Regions from separate parts of the Homo sapiens genome. Here region 1 is linked to region 2. A link is a loop called in an ENCODE intact Hi-C map of the cell type or tissue named here. Cell type or tissue: OCI-LY7. All regions are shown on one strand. Links, peaks and the distances in the headings refer to the core of each region. The heading gives the core; the rest is flanking DNA.

Region 1 (2,926 bases), core at 187-2,686, 630 kb before region 2:
CAAATAATATGGCACTCAATAAATATTTATGAATAAATTTAGAATTCTATATTATTTCTAATCTAACTCTCCATATAAGGTATAACATTGTTCCCTAATGTAGTAAACAAAATATAATGAATACATTTTAACCATTAGCTTTTATGTCTTTCTAAGTAGTCAGACCTACAAAGACTTTTGCGATGTATGCTCCTTTGTGCCCTTTGTACTTTTCAGAAACCATTCTCTTCGTCGTGGTTTATTTTCTTTTCTCTTTTCTAGTGTTGTTTTTCTTTGCTCAGTACTGCATTGACTTTTTGATGCTTCACTGTTGGTTCCCATATCTGATCTTATATATGAAAATCTTCACTTCTACCCATTTTTAATTTGCTCTTCTCATTTTTTCTTATTATTTGTTGTATAACCTACACTTCATAGCTGATAATGACAAACCTTGGGGATGATTTAACTGTTACCACAGAATGAGGATATTTTCTGATTTGTAAATTATCTATCATACAATATCTTCTTTTGTAGGTCCTTGGCTTGTCTCAACTCTTTTCATGAATATGCACAATAATAAGCTTTTCAAATTATTTTAGAATTTGAATCTGTTAGATATATAATCACCAAATAAAGGTAATGGAATAATGCAAATAAATTTTCTGTAATTCCTTATTCCCAAAATTTTCTGTGGATTTATCGTATCTGGTGTTGCTATTTATAAGAACTACTGTTATTTGTTTTTAGTATTCCCATATTTAATGGTGGGCTCACACAACCCTTTGAAGACTAGAGGAAATGGTATCCCTTGTGGTAACACTTAGGATTATTTTCAAATAAAACCTTTTTAAAACAAGTTTGATGTAGTCAGAATGTAGAGATAGCCTGGAATTAAAATGTGCGAGGAGTAGGTTTCTTAATGGTTTATTTCAATGGGATGTGAAGTTAGAATTGTTAAGAAATGCAGAATGCTAATTAACCAGAGTTAGAAAACTGGGGATGACAGAAAATATCCTGAAGTGAACTCCTGATTAACCTTCCTTATTGAAAGTTCACAGAGGCAGGTGATCAGATGGTACAAAGCTGTCAGGAGATCATGGCCATTTAGATTCCTGGGGGGTTGTTCCATTTAGTTATTCCACCAACCAGTAGGGGGAGACACAGAATACTCCTTTGCAATCTAAGCTCTAACTAACTCCGTTTCCTGGACCTCATCAGACCTTTCTTTGTCTGTAACAGGTAGAACAAGTTCGTCCAGTCTGACAAAGCTCACTTCTTTTATTGTTTTTGGTTTCTTGAATTACAGTTGATTTTGCATTCAAGTGACTCATTAAAAGGAGGGACTTGTGCGTATTTGGTGGTTTTACAGATACTAGATTTTATCTTTTTTTTGAAATAAATAAATGTGGCCTAAAATTTCTTGGTGAACCTGATTGAAGTTCAGCCATGTAAAGAATTAAACTTCACCCTATCTCCTAATCACTATCTCCAATAATCTTAGCCCAACAGTCAACTTTATAGACGTTACAAAAATAATTCTTACAGACCTAACAGCAATCTATTTTGAAATTTTAAAATGTCTATGATAGGTAAATTCACACCGGTTAGAAGGTCCAAGCTTTGTGTTTTATCTCCCAGGAATCATAGAATTTTGCTTTTATCTATTCATCAGTTCAGTTCTACAGATATCTGGGATCCCTTCTATATGCCAGCCCCAAAGTTAGGTAGTAGGGATAAAGATAGGTCCCAGCACTTGACCTTTGGATAGACAAACATTTAACACACAGTTTCTGAACAGTGTGACCCATGCAACACAAGAAATGTGGAAGAAATGTTGAAGTAACTTAGATAAGGTGAAATTAACTTCACCGGAAGTAGGGCATTGAGGTAGGCTTATAAAAAAGGCTAATACTTAAGCACGGCTTTAAAGAATAAATAAGAAAGAAAGGAAGGATTTCAGTAAAAATGGAAAGAGATGTGAAAAGGCATAAGATGAATAATGTATTTGGGTAATTCTCCTTTGTGTTGCTGGAAGATAGTGTGAAAGGGGGGTTTATGAGATAAAACTGAAGGGGCAGGTATAGGACAAGGGTAGTAGAGAATCATGGACCAGGGTGTGGGGATAGACAACAGAGCGAATCAGGAGGACAGGGCTCTCTTTGTCCAAGTGCTTGTTCAAACTTTGATGCTTATTCAGGCTCTACACTTGACACACCTGCTGACAAGTGTGTCATAAAGGAGACTATGGAAATATAGGTGAAATAAAAAAATCTGTGATCCCATTCCTTCAGAAAGGTTATCTTCACCTATTAGCAGAAGAGTTGTAGATATGAACTACTAGGTAGCACATTTCTCAAATATTAAACGGCATATTCAAAGATCATTTCAACTTCAAATTTATCTTGACACCCAACAATAGTTTTTCTTTCTTCAAGCTTTAATTTTAAAGATTAATTGGTTTATAGAAAGGCCTCAAAAGAATTTCTTGACAAGCAGATCTGTGGGTTCTTTAGATAAAAACAAAGGCAAAACAACCGTGAACGAACACCTATTTTGCTTTTCTCATTTTGATTTCTTTGATTAATAATTTTATCTAATCTTCTAATTTTATAGAACATTGAGTAGAGATGATGACTTTGGGTAACGGAATTCTTACTTGTGTTACATAAAACATATGTGGGTTGTTGCTTTTTAATAAGTCATTTGAAAAAATAAAGATTGGATGTGCCAAAATCCCCAACCAAATCGTACTTAACAGCCCTTTCTAAAAAGAAAATAAAACTCTTAAATGTTTACACAAAACCTAATTACCAGTTTGCAAGCATTTCAGGTGGTTGAAAAAGCATAGGCTTGACTAGGAAGAAGTAGAATAAGTAGACATACTATTTCCAGTAAACAAAGCAGAGGTCAGCAACTTCTGAGGTCATAGTCAAGATAAAGAATG
Region 2 (2,926 bases), core at 197-2,696:
TGAATTTTTGTCTCCCACTTTCCCTATGCCAAAAATGACCTCACTATATTCTTCACAGAATGAGGCTCATGGTTAGAAGTCTCTTTATACACAACAATAATTTTAGAATGTGATACATGAAGGAAAGCTATCCACCACATTATAGAAAATCCATGGCTTCCCTGTATCTATCAGGTAAAAGAAGTTACCTGAAATGCTCTGTCCTCTTCCTCCTCAGGGGTCAACAACTCACCCAACCCCTACAGCCCTGTCAAGGAGATCACATACAAAACCCACATGCCAGCCTATTTTTCTCCATTAAGCAAAATATCATCATGACATTCACTGAAAAAAGGGGTAAAGGAAGTCTGTGTTTCAGATTTTGTTTCAGTCTTCTGGAATCAAACAAAATAACCCACATAACGGCCTCTGGGGCAAAAAGTGTGCAAAAATGAAGGTTTTAGGAAAACTCCAAATTGGATCAGGCCTGAGACTTAAACTATATACCGTGATTCTTTGGTATTGTTTGGTTTCATCATCTGTCTCCCACTTTGCCCAACTTTTATCAGACAAGACAGGAAGCAGGCACTCTTTATTCTGTATGCACAGTAGCTCTCTCAAAAACATCTTTATTCAGCTTCTTCGCTAATGTCTCCGGCAAAGGCATCAACATGCTTTGTGCAAAATGAATTACTGCTAATTAAAAATCAACAGAAATGAGCATGCAACACTCTGTGCCCCATTAATATTTTAACCAGCAGCATGAGTAATTAAAGCTGCGCTAATTTTTTCCTCTCTCGCACAGCATCTATAACCAGTCAATAAATTACATAAAAAGTACAGGTGTGTTTCGCTGTCAGAGGCATAATATAATGATAAATCGACATCATTTCTCATACTTAACGGTCCCCCATTTGGTGCCAACTAAGAACTTGCTGTTATCTTTGCATTTGTAAATGACACACACGCATGCCACACACACACACACACACACACACAAAATACTAAAAGGGAAGGCCATACGCCAGTACTGGCCCAAGTTCATGGGCTTCAGTTTGTACTTCAAAAGAGGGAAGCTAGTTGTTTGATAAGCAAAGTCTGCTGCCCTATATTTTGTTTCCTCTATTTTTTTTCCTGATGTTCATGAAGAGGGGATATGCTCCCCAGCCCCCAGGAACTATGTCAGAAAGTAAGATGGAGGAAACCATTACCAATTTCTATTATATTTTTCAATGCACATCAAGATTCACACACACACACACACACACACACACAAACACACACACACACACACACACCCTGGTGAGTACAGACCCTAGCCCTCTGCCATTCCCCAGTTCACTAGGCAAACCACTTCTGCTTTTTCCATTTCAATGATTACTCTTTGTAAAGCTTTCTCTTTCAAAAAAAAAAAACCCGATATGTACAGATGTTAAGTGTTGCTCTTTTTTCTTCCATAGAAAACATTAAGAAGTTGTTATTTACTGCTTCCTTTGGAAAGGTTCTAAATTATTTATCCCTCAGTAGTTCTCACTCTTCTTTTCCCAGTTACATTCCTCTTTCTTAGGACCCCTCTTGCCCTCCTTCCACTGGCATCAGCACCACACAAGCCCCCAGGTTGTGCCTAAGAAAAGCACTACCTGTTTCAGGCCTTTCAGAAGGCAGCCAGTAGGTCCTGCTGTAGCTCTACATTTGCCTTCGTTGGTGAAGAGCTAGAGCTCCAACACGGCTTTCTCTAAGAGGCTGACTGTGAATGCAATTCTGAAGGATGGATTCAGCAATTCTGGGCATCCTACAATGTGTCTTCACTTTTCTGCTAAAAAATGAATGTCAGCAGACAGGATGAGAGAGACCATTTTTAATTCAGTATTACTTAAGTCGAAAATACGTCCCTCAATCTTTCCTCCTCTAAGTAGCTTTTTTATTTTTACTAATTAAACAATTGTTTGCTTTGGAGAAGCAGTAAAATACGTTGAGAGTACTTTTAGCCTAAGGCAACTAGATGCCCCAGATATATCAGGCCAGTACCATCTTTTTAATGGACTTTCTTGCTGTCTGCTGCAAACAATCTGGGCAGTGAGATGCTCCAGCTCTCCTGGTCTGTTTCCCCTCCACCCTGTTGCCGTTCCAATGGCCCGGACTCCTTCATGCCTCACATCTGCACCATTAGGCCCCAGAAAGGTGGGCAAGGGGCCCAGTGGCCACAAAACCACTTCTACTCACTGGCAATACTTCAACAACCCTGCTGCCTGCATCACAAAAATCTTCGATGATGTTCAGTTCACAAATCTGGTTAGCTTATTTTAGCCAACTGTACTATCCACAAAAATTAAGGCAATTATTGTTTGCTTTAGGAGGAGTTTGATCTGACAGTCCATTCTGCTCAGAAATTTTGTTTCCCATTATGGTGTGATGATTTTATTTCTCTCTAGCTCTCTCTCTTTTTAAAGATGTGTGTGATTGCTCAGACCCACAGACATACAACATACAAAGGTATAAATTTTACAAGTTAAATACAATTACTTCTATCCAGAATTCTACTAATGTTTGTTAATGACTTGACCTGTCTAAAATACATAGGAGGTAGTTTAAGGTGCGAGAAGGAACAGCAGTAAACAGAGGGGGAAGCTGAGCTCCAACCCTCGGTAATATCAATCACCCTCTCTCCCATAACTCCAAGTGCCAAAGGAAATACAGGAAATCTATGAAAGCTATTCTGCTTTTTTTCTCTGGGAAAATTCTATTTAAGTGGCAAGAGGGGAAAAAGGAAACAAGGAAGGAAGGAGGGGAGGAAGGAAGGAATGAAGGGAGGGAAGGAGGGAGGGAAAGAGGGAGAAGAAGGGGAGGAAAGAAAACACACAAAGCACACATAAGTGCCTCTCAAAATGTGAAAGATTTCTGTTTAATTTTGTTTAAGTGTTCTGTGCTATCAGTTGCTGCTTGAATT

What was found. A loop is a pair of places that touch in the nucleus more often than their neighbours do. Peaks named below come from ENCODE experiments on the same cell type or tissue, not always from the same donor. Only the 100,000 strongest peaks of a DNase experiment are listed, where the experiment ranks them.
Region 1: it touches region 2 in a loop (2.1-fold over the local background); 1 of 110 quality-filtered maps calls a loop at or near these places.

The regions. Positions count from the first base shown.
Region 1 is chr3:18,756,509-18,759,434 of GRCh38, reverse strand. No RefSeq gene overlaps it. Among named protein-coding and RNA genes, the nearest start is that of SATB1-AS1, 310 kb to the right of the region's middle. In OCI-LY7, for the core only: CTCF peaks have their summits at 918 and 1,124 (motif pointing right); a DNase peak (open chromatin) is centred at 1,154.
Region 2 is chr3:18,126,092-18,129,017 of GRCh38, reverse strand. The region is part of intron 4 of BALR6 (B-cell acute lymphoblastic leukemia associated long RNA 6); the gene reads right to left. Among named protein-coding and RNA genes, the nearest start is that of BALR6, 170 kb to the right of the region's middle. RefSeq lists an enhancer at 273-1,148. In OCI-LY7, for the core only: CTCF peaks have their summits at 1,436 and 1,643; DNase peaks (open chromatin) are centred at 1,317 and 1,647; H3K4me3 peaks cover 1,707 bases; H3K27ac peaks cover 2,389 bases.